Linked DNA regions of Mus musculus: region 2 is linked to region 1. Evidence: chromatin contacts called from ENCODE Hi-C or POLR2A ChIA-PET data. All regions are on one chromosome and are shown on one strand. Each heading gives the region's core, a stretch centred on a gene start or an enhancer-like site at or near the end of the contact. The rest is flanking DNA. Distances are from core to core; before and after follow the strand shown. Region 1 holds the start of Nrxn2 (neurexin II). Region 2 overlaps Nrxn2 (neurexin II).

Evidence for each region. A loop is a pair of places that touch in the nucleus more often than their neighbours do. ChIA-PET counts read pairs that join two places held with the same protein, here RNA polymerase II (POLR2A).
Region 2: a loop to region 1 is called in a map of T-helper 2 cell, with 2.3 times the contacts of the local background. The contact joins the enhancer-like site here to the promoter of Nrxn2 in region 1. A Hi-C loop is called at or near these places in 5 of 37 maps with a recorded cell type or tissue (T-helper 2 cell, left cerebral cortex and v-Abl transformed pro-B cells). POLR2A ChIA-PET finds 5 or more read pairs at or near these places in 2 of 5 experiments (both embryonic stem cell).

What each region holds. Positions count from the first base shown.
Region 1 is chr19:6,415,880-6,420,701 of GRCm38, reverse strand. Nrxn2 (neurexin II) reads right to left here and starts at 1,946. Exons shown (of 23, transcript NM_001205234.2): 1 at 1,730-1,946. It overlaps Gm14965 (a long non-coding RNA gene), which reads left to right and starts at 1,940. Exons shown (of 3, transcript XR_879495.2): 1 at 1,940-2,211; 2 at 3,042-3,225.
Region 2 is chr19:6,471,337-6,476,379 of GRCm38, reverse strand. Nrxn2 (neurexin II) reads right to left here. Exons shown (of 23, transcript NM_001205234.2): 8 at 3,961-4,122; 9 at 2,624-3,062. Among named protein-coding and RNA genes, the nearest start is that of Gm52381, 23 kb to the left of the region's middle. Within about 2 kb of position 1,465, at least 2 of the 3 ENCODE cell types and tissues checked have a DNase peak (open chromatin) inside an H3K27ac peak, as active enhancers do.

The DNA.
Region 1 (4,822 bases), core at 697-3,196:
TGTGTGGATCAGTGTCGGGATGTCTGTGTCACTGGCAAGGGTAGACAGAACAGAACAGAAAAGACGGAGCCTGGAGAGACACGGAGGTCCCCGGTGGCTATTCTAGAGCCCTGTCCCTTCCTCTCAGGAGCAGCTGTCATGTGGATTCAGCCAAGGAGCAGCTTCTCAGCAGGCACTGCCAGCTGATCGGTCCCGCCCACCCCTGTGCTGCTGAGGATGGACAGAGTCTGAGCACACTTCCCTTAGCAAAGGTAAGGGGCCTCCCAGACACAGACCCTACTCCCTGAGGCTACAGACGAAAGTTGCTCTGGCTCTGACATATCCATCCCTGAGCCATCCCCAGGTTTGGGGTAGCAAGCTGGGACCTGAGTAGCTGAAGCACCTACAAAGCCGGAGGCCCTCCATGTAGTTAACTGACTAGCCGACCTCCCCTCCTCTCTTTTTCCTTCCTGCTCCCTTCTCTCTCTTTTTCTAGCAGAAGACAGAGGATGTAAAGCTCTCCCCCAGAAGGAACGCCCAGACACTGAGAAGGTGGACGAGAGGGAGGGGCAGGAATGACTAGAAGGTCCTTGTCTACCCCACCCACCCACAATATGTGCAAAGAACGAGGGTGTTTGAAAGCCGGAAGTAGTCAAGGGGGCTGGAGACCCAAGACCCACCCCCTCAGATTTTCTTGAGCACTGTGGAGCTGGGCACCCTTTCGCTGTGGAGCACCAAGGAACTACCCCTCCCATCCCTGCCGGTTCATTAAGGCCCTGGATGCCTCAAGAGGGGGTGACGGCAAAGGCAACTGGAACAGCCCAATAACCCCCACAAATCCAATTTCACCTCCAGGAGCCCACCCAGGGTCCTTGTGGTCATACCCCCATCCCAAAGAACCCAGGCAGACTGCTCCTCCCTCTGGGGGAGAAGGCTGGAGCATGAGAAATGGTTCCCACCTCTTTGAGGTGGAGGGATAAGCCCAGGGCTCAGAAGACTCCTCTACCCTTCCAGTACTCTGTGACCAGAGCCCCACCGCTGCCCTCAAGTATATTCTCAGCCAAGCAGAGCCTCCTTCGACCGGTTTCCCTCTCTGTCACCCCCCAGCTCTCCCCAGCAAGCTTCTCTCCTCTCCCTCAGGCCCCCCATCTTGTCCAGCTCTTCCCCGTCACAGACTCATCTATGCCTAGAGCATCCTGGCATCTTCCCCTCTGCTCCCTCCTGATAACCTCCTCTCCCCTTGGCTCCCATCCCCCAGTAGTCTTTTCTTCAGTGGTTGCCCCCAGACCTCCCTCTCCACTTCCCAAACCTCTCTCCAGCCTGCCTCCTCTCCCACTAAGACCAGTGTTTCTCCCCTGCAGACCCTTCAGACCACAACAGCTCGCAGCTTCTCTGGTCCATCACTGCTTCCAGCTGCCAGGACCAGCATAGACTGGGACCTCCCCCCACCCCTATTTCAGAGCCCTTCTCACAGCCCTATGGATGCCCCTCCTTCAGACCCCCTTCCCCCATCGACCCTCCCTCACCACCTTGCATTCGCCCCAGCTCAGGGCCAATGCCCCTTCCACAGGGAGTCCCCCAACCTCCCCCAGCGGCTTCGCCTCCTCGCTGTCACCCAGCCAGCCCTCTCTGCTCGGCGCCCCCGCCCCCCAATCCGTCCTTTCTGCATCCGCCGCCCCCTCCGACCCGCTCCCCTCCCCCGATTGGCTCCCGCCCCCCACCCGTCTCCGCCGCAGCCCCCCCCCCATACCTGGTTTTGGGGGCGCCAGGAGCTGAAGGGTAGGGATCCGAGCCTAGAGACCGCTGGGTCTACGGCAGGTAACAGATCCTGGGCCAGCGATATCGGCTGCCTCGCGCCTCCTGGTCCCCGCCGCGTCCCCGCCCGCCCCGCCGCGGTGCCGCTCCGAGGAGGATGCTCTGAGAGTCAGGGCGGCTGCTCCCGCCGCCGCATCCCTGCAACACCGACTGACGGCAGCATCAGCACCAGGACCCGCCCCCCAAGCACACGCATTGGGCCACGCAACACTGACGGACGAGTGGCACAGCCAATGCGAAGATGCAGAAGCCGCCAGTCCCGCGGCTCCATGACCCGCCTCCCTCCTCCGCGAGGACCCAGGCGTCCCGGCCCCAGGGCATCCGAGCCCTTTCCCACCTCTCTGGACCTTTGCCCGGACGTCCAGGCCTCTTAACCCAGCAGGTGCTCTCCCCAGGCTCGGGGTCTTGGGAATCCAGGTACCCTAGCCCCTTCTACCTTTGGTTGGGTTGTTGGATCCCACACCCACCCGCCCCTGCCGGCGGGTCCCGAAGATAGTGCCCAGGGCTGGGACAAACCAAAGGAGAGGACTGAACCCCGACTTGAGGCACCGAGAGAGCAGGACCCGAGCAGGGCCTTGGCCACAGCGCCCTCTGCTGGCTGAGTCTGGGGGGGCTGGCCTGGGCTACCCGGAGCCAAGGAAGCCTCTCCCACCCCAGGACTGCTAGTGGCTTTTCCAGTCGCTCGCAGAGACCCTACCAATCACTGTCTCTGTATCCTCTAGCTGGAAGCCTCCGGAACTGAAGAGCTAGGGGCTTTTCTGAGATAAGGACGAAGCTTGGAGGTTGGCAAGATTCTAAGCTAGAGACAGTGGGGTTTCCCAGCCCAGACTCATGGGAATCCCAGAGTTTGGAACCAGCTTTCCACCCCTGTGGAAGGCTTTTCTGGGGTAGGAAAAGGCTAGTGGTGGGGTGGAAGCTACCCACTCCCTGTTACTGAATACAAATCTAGTAGAATCTTCCCTTCGAGCTCCTACCCTTAGCTGTGAGTTTCAGAGTGTGGTCCTGGCGTGCAAGTCTTCTGCAGTAAGAATGTCTGCATCGCCGTGTTTGTGTCAGAGTGTGAGGAAGGAACACCCCTCTTCATTTACTCCACCGAGAAAAGGTAGATCCAGCGCCTAGGTGTGTATACCATTACCTAAGTTGGACACAAGGCTTCTCAATGAGACAGTGTGCCGGCGTGGGTGTGGCCGTGGGTGTGTGGCAGACCATTTTGCCAGTTCTCTCCAGGCCCCTGATTTCTGTTACAGGGCCTGTGATCTGCACAGCTGGTAGCAGTTGGCATTTCCTTAGCCAGAGGCAATATGCAAGAACACACGTCCAACCACTAATGTATGCAGATACACATGGGGGCACACAGCCATGCACACCTATTCATGTGTGCCCAGCGTTTCCAAGAAACACAAAGGGACACTGCAGAGATGCCCCACCATGGTAAGTCACCACGGGGGGTGGGGGGACACACTCGATCCATAACCTGCATACTTGTGCATACACAGGTACCTGCACACTCAAGGGCAAACACACACCCAAGTGACTCACAGGGGACCTGCCCATGGAGTCTCCCTGGTCGTCGGTAGGTACTTTGCAGAGCAGTCAATTCCTGAGTTAATGAATGTGGACACTCCCCCCACCGCTCCTTAGAGAGGACCTCCTTTGATAGCCTGGAAGGAGGATAGGAGAAGACCTAGCTGCAATGGGTATTTCCCAGGCAGTGGAAAGGGAGATTCCTGAACAAGGTCCCAGACTTGGGGCCTACTCTGACCTTGGAGAGACCCTCAGGCAGCCCTGCCCCCACTACCACCACACCCCCCACACGTCCCCTACTGGCTGCCAAGGCCAGTAGAGGCAGCAGAACAAGAACTGCTGAGTCAGGGCCTCTCTGACCCCCCCCCCAGCCCACTGCCCCACCCATCATCTGCTGTTCCTCCTCCTGCAGGACCCACACTCACACGTACAAACACCAAAATGCAGAGGGACAGACAAGCAGGTGCAGTGACCCAGTGACAAGGCTCAAACCCCAGGAGTCTGAGTGGGAAGGGAGGCAAGGGTGAACACCGCTCTTCTGTCTCTACCTTCAGCTTTTCCCATCAAGGGCAGGAAAGGTCGCTGGAGTCTGCTACACCTCCCTGCTACACCTCCCTGTCCCTCTCCTCTACAAGGAAGGTCCGAGATTCAGATCCCTCATGGCAGCTGGGCCCCACCACTTCAAAACACACCCCTCAAATACACAGGCTCACACCCAATGTGGCATTGGGGAGCAGCATAGAGCAGACACCCTTCTAGGCAGGTACACAAGCCAACAGGGAGGGAAACCCTGGCAAGTGTAGGTGCAGGTCCCACACACATATGCTCAGGCAAACACCATGTGAGGGCCAGACACTCAATTCTGACACATTTGAATGACAGTGGAAAGGCAGGTACAGGTCACATCCCAGATGAGGCAGAGCTGAACACCGGGCAGCACCACACACTGGGAAGAGGCCAAGGAGGGGCTGGGGGTGGGCTGGGGAGCCGACCAGGCTGCAGGGATGGAGGCAGCGGGAGGCAGGCTGGCAGAGCAGGAGCGAGCTGCTCTTCACAACACAATCGCCGTCTGTTGTTATAGCAACTCAGCCCCCAAATCATGAAACGGATATTACAGCCTCGAGAGGGGGAGGGGAGGAGGGGGCTGAGGACAGAAGGAGAGGCAGTGTAGGGGACTCAATAAGGGACAGGGCTGAAGCTGATCATTGTGACAGGGCAGGAGAATGAGGGGACCCAAAATAAGGACTAGAAGACCAGAGGGATTGAAGTCAAAAAGGTAGAAACAGGCAGGAATTAGAGGCTCTGGGATAGTGCACTCTTCCAAGAGATTGGAGGCCACTGCCAGGTCTGCAGAATAGAGTGATGTACAGGTAGGGATTTAGGGTGCTCCTTTTCAACCCCAACAGCTGCTGTAAGGCACCCTACAGTGTGGAAATCTGGGGATGTAGCTCCCATTCTCAGCATTGCTATCTGGTACCTCCTGACCTTAGGGACATCTGGGTCA
Region 2 (5,043 bases), core at 216-2,715, 56 kb before region 1:
AACAGGAAAAGAGAGAGAGAGATCCCCTAGCAAGCTGGCTGGCCAAATCTGTGAGCTCTGGGTTTGATTGAGAGACCTTACTTCAGTGAACGGAGTGGCTGGTTTCTGCCATCAGCCTTGGATCTGCACATGCATGTGTGCACCCACATATGTGTGCCTCCACACACACGCAAGCATGTACGCGAACACATGAAGTAGTACTGTGTGTCGTCACTCATCTAAAGTCCCAGAGTAGTTCAAACAGAGATGGTGGCCAGAGGCTGGGGACAGGGAGAGGAGAGCTTATGTTTAACAGAGACTTCAGTGTGGGAAGATGGGGAAACTGCACCTGGACGTTGGTGAGGGCTGTGCAGAGACTTGAGTGTAGTCAGAGCCCTAATCATGAGTAATGACGAAGACTAGAAATGTGTGTGACGTGCGATTTGCCACAGTTTCAAAAAGAAACAAAAGCAAGGCAATGTGGGAGGACCCCAGAGTCAGGCCAGTGTGCAAGGTGCTGGCTATGCAAGGTAGAGAACCCAAGCTGTATCCCCTGAACCCACAGAAAAGAAGACGTGCAGCGTGGGGCCAAGACCCCAGTCTCCCTATGGTCAGATGAGAGATGGAGACAGGCAATCGCCAAGAAGCCAGCTAGCCCAGGCTACAGAGGGAAGCAGCAGAAACAAGAAAGATCCTTTCTCAAAAAGTGGAAGGCCAGAACCAGCTCCCAGAATGCCCTCGGACCTCCACACATATGCCTGGCACAAGAGCAACATATAAAACACAACTGAAAAATTACAAAAACAGGAAGAAGGAATCTGGGGTGGGGCTCAGCAGGAGCAGGCTTCAGTTGTCAGCACTGGGGTGTGGGGATGCAGGAAAAACAAGGGAAGGTTGAAACAGCTACCCCAAGTTCCTGGATGGGTCGCTGACCACCTGTGAGGAACCCTAGAGACTGTCAGCAAAGACCCACAGTGCTGTCACGAGGCAGAGCCAAGAGCTAAAGTCCTTTCTCATGGTTTTCTCTGGCTCTCTGGGCAGTGGGGGGAAGGGAGAGCGGTGGGGGTAGGGGGAGGAAATGATGGCATGGCCTCACTTCTGGGTGCCTGGCAGTCCCCTCCTCCCAGGCAGTGAGCAGAGGAGGTCACTGCTGACTCGCAGGCCAGCAGTGGTGATGGCTGCTGGAATGAGAAAATTTAGTTGACGTTGATAAGCACTTAAATTGGATAATGTGTCAGGCCTCATTTGTATCAATTCTCTTTCTTGGGTTCAACAAGATGGAGGCAAGCACACAGGAATTAGCAGGCGGAAAACAAGAGCCTGAGAGCGGGAGGCCGAAAGGGAAGGAGGAGGAGGCAGTGGCCAGAGCAACAGAAGTTCTAAAAAGTCGCGCATAGCCACTCTGAATTCATCCGATGTCAGCCGACCCTGGGAGCTACACAGGGTGAGGACTGGCTAGTTACAGCCCGCCAGCTGTTCTCTCGATTTGGAACCCTCATGGCCAGGCAGGTGGTGACCTATTCACTGCATCTGTGGTGGCCAGAACGAGGTGGGCGGTCTGTCAGTCCACAGCTAGCGCTCAGAAAACCAGGCAGCTTCTGTGTACTCTGGCTCCGCATTCAGCCAACAAACGTGGATGGAGATACTTAAGGAACGAACTGTCTGTACTAAACACATACAGATACTGCTGGTCCTTATTCACCAACCAATTTAATAGCGACCACCATAAAACTACAATGTAACTATTATATAGCCTTATGTTTCTCTCTCTCTTTCTCTTTCTCTCTCTCTCTCTCTCTCTCTCTCTCTCTCTCTCTCTCTCTCTCTCTCTCTCTCTCTCTCTCGCCAAAGCTAGCCTCAAATCCTGTATGTACCCGGATGTGACCTTGAACTCTTGATCTTCCTGCCTCTACCTCCCTAGTACTGGGATTACAGGAGAGCCCCACCTTGCCTGGAGCCTAGGCATTGTGCTAGCCCCAGTCCCAGCATCTACGTTCCATTAGGCATTTTGAGGACCCTAGGGATAACAAGTTATCCAGGAGGATGTGTACAGGTGATACACAACACGGCACCGTCTTTTATGAGGAACTTGAGCACCGTGGGTTTTGGTGTCTTTGGGGGTCCTAGGAGCAGTCCTTCCAGACAGTGAGGGATAGCTGCTTCCTGTTAAGTGAAAGAAACATGACTCTGGATAGAAGGGATCGGTGGCTGGAGAACCACTTTGCTTTGTTTTGAGACGATGTCTCCTCACTATGCCGCCCCAGCTGGTCTGGACCTCACTGCATAGTCCAAAATGCCCTCAGATTTATGGTGCTCCTCCTGCCTTTGCCTCCCGGATGCTGGGATTGCAGGCATGAGCCACCGCTCCTGGCTTTGCGACATCTCTACATTAGGTGTGATGTCAGTGTTTCTAGTCTTGCTCTCTCCCATCCACAGTGACCTTGCGTGACTGTTCCTGTCACAAATAAGGAGGAGTAGAGTATGAATCCAGGTCCCTGCGCCTTCTGCCAGCTCTCCAAGCTCCATGACAGAGGGGCCAAGGGAAAACTGGGAGAGGAGACTAGGAGCAGGGGGTGAAAGCTCTAGAGGGTGGGCAGGCAGAAAAGAGTGGCCAGGGGAAGGGAAGGTCCAGAGGCCTCCTGACCTTTGCGCCCGTCCCTCTGGAAGTCCACGTGGCACCATTCACCATCATTGACCTTGCGGCTAGACGCCCGCAGCTTGATGCCCCCGGAGCCCATGTCCAGCAGAAGGTAGAGGTAGCCATCCAACAGCTCCATGGCAAAGTAGTCGGCCCTCTGGGTAGAACTGTGACTGCCTACCCCGGCCCCAGCCCGCCGGCCCTGGCTGAAGAGCAACAACCCATTGGGCTCAGTGGTTCTGAAGTCCAGGGAGATGGAACCAGTGCGCTTGGCGCTCCAGCGGGGCAGTGCGACAAAGGCCTCAGGACTCTCAAAGGTCACAGGGTCCAAGGCAGCCACATCCTCACAACGGAAAGACAAATCCCCCTGCAGCTTCATCTTCGGGTCCCCTTCCTTAGCCAGTCGGGACAGCTCCAGCTTGAAGTCATTATTCTTGTAGACCACCTGTATGGAGGAGAGGGGTCTGGGTAAGGAAGCGGAAGCAGCCTTGGGTCTGACTACCAAGGGTCTCCCTCCCTGGCTACCATGGTCCATCGACACCCACCCATCCCAGCAGTCCCAAGCTCAGCACCATCAGCCCATAGGGCTCAGGCCTCTGTTCTCAAGCTATACAGTCCCCTCGCTGCCTCTCTCCGGTCTTCCAGCCCCACACTGGCCAGGAAGCTCCTTCTGTGGGCTCCTGGGTCCAGCTCAACTGTCATTCACAATGACAAAAAGGCGGGCCACTGTTGCTACCGTCACTATTTCCTGAGTCTGAGTCTCAGGAAGCTTAGGATAGCTTCAAACTCACTGAATAGCTAAGGACGACCTTGAGTTTGTCTGCCTGCCTCCACCTCCCACACACTGAGATCGCATGTGTGCACTACCACGCTCAGTTGTAGTGTGCTGATAGAACCCATGGGGGCATGTGTGCTGGGCAGGCGTCTGTCCGCTGATGTCCCTGACCTGCCTGCTCTCTTCTAATGGGTTAACTCCTGTCTATGTTCTGTACAGAGACTGACATAGGAAACCACCCTTCATCTACACATCAGACAACCCACGAGGTGGAATGACTTGGCCAACAGAGCCAGTGAGGGAAAGACATGTGCCTGAAGACAGACATTTGAAGACACGTGAAGACACGTGCTTTGGCCTGCAGCCTTCCCTGTGGACCTCAGCTCTGAAAAGCCTCCGAGGAGAGGGAGTTTCAAGGCCAAAGAAACAGAAAGGGGTGACTCCCCTCCACGTGAGTCAATAGCTTCAGGCTTTAAAGAAGAGTCACATCCCACCAGAGACTCACAAGGGACAGAGGCCAGGGCAGACTAAATCACAGGGCAGGCTGGCCAACCACAGCCCTACTCACGTCCTTGAGGCAGCCCATGAAGTTGTTGCTGACAGGTGAGCCAGGCAGGTCGGCTGTGTTGGGGCTGCCCCCAATGTAGAAGAAGTCATCAGAGCCCAGCATGGTGTAATCCTCCTGCGTGTAGCCTGTGGTGGTCAGGATCCCGTCCACCGAGATGGTCACCTGCCCAGCCCGAGGAGGGGGAGAGACAGGAGACAACCGACATCAACACCCAGGGAAGAGCCACAGGCGGGCAAGGGAGGGACCAGGGGGCAGTGGGGGAGGGGGACCCCCATTTTTATGTCTGCTTGTCTTGGAGGCGGAACAGTGGGGTGGAGAGGAGGAAGAGGGAAGAGGAAACAGCCCGAGATTTGATGGTTTCAGGGTTAAGGCCTGCCCTGCACAACCCATGGCCCAAGCCCTGCAGGTGAGAACCTGAAGGTGGCACAGGGCACTCACCATGATGGGCTGAAGAAGCAAGTCCAGGGGGATGCTCTGCACTAGGGAACCTTCCCACCAGAGAGGTGGGGAGAGGAAGCTGCACTCTCAACTTTGTCTCAACAGAGCACTGTGGCCACGTGTGTAGCTTCCCAGCCTTTCCGAGGGAGAAGAGCCCTTCCCTGCCCTTCCCTGCCCTTCCTTCCTTCCTTCCTGGGTAGCAGTGCTGAGTCTCACTTGCAGCCCCTCTGCTTGGCGCTATGTTCTTGCAGCCTTGGCTGGGGGAACAGCAGAGATAGCAGGACGGAGAGGACCAGTTAACCTGCTAGTCTTTTTTTTTTTTTTTTTGGTTTTTGGTTTTTCGAGACAGGGTCTCTCTGTGTAGCCCTGGCTGTCCTGCAACTCACTTTGTAGACCAGGCTGGCCTCGAACTCAGAAATCCACCTGCCTCTGCCTCCCGAGTGCTGGGATTAAAGGCGTGCGCCACCACGCCCGGCTTAACCTGCTAGTCTTAGGACAGGAGTTGTATGACTCCTATCAGGGCTGACTTTTACCTTTGCCACTCAAGATCAAAGGTATCCTGGTATTTTGAGTCATTAAAAAAAGTTGTTGCTCTAGAGCCTAAGCTGGCCTTGACCTTCGGCCTCTCACCTCCTGCTCTCCTGG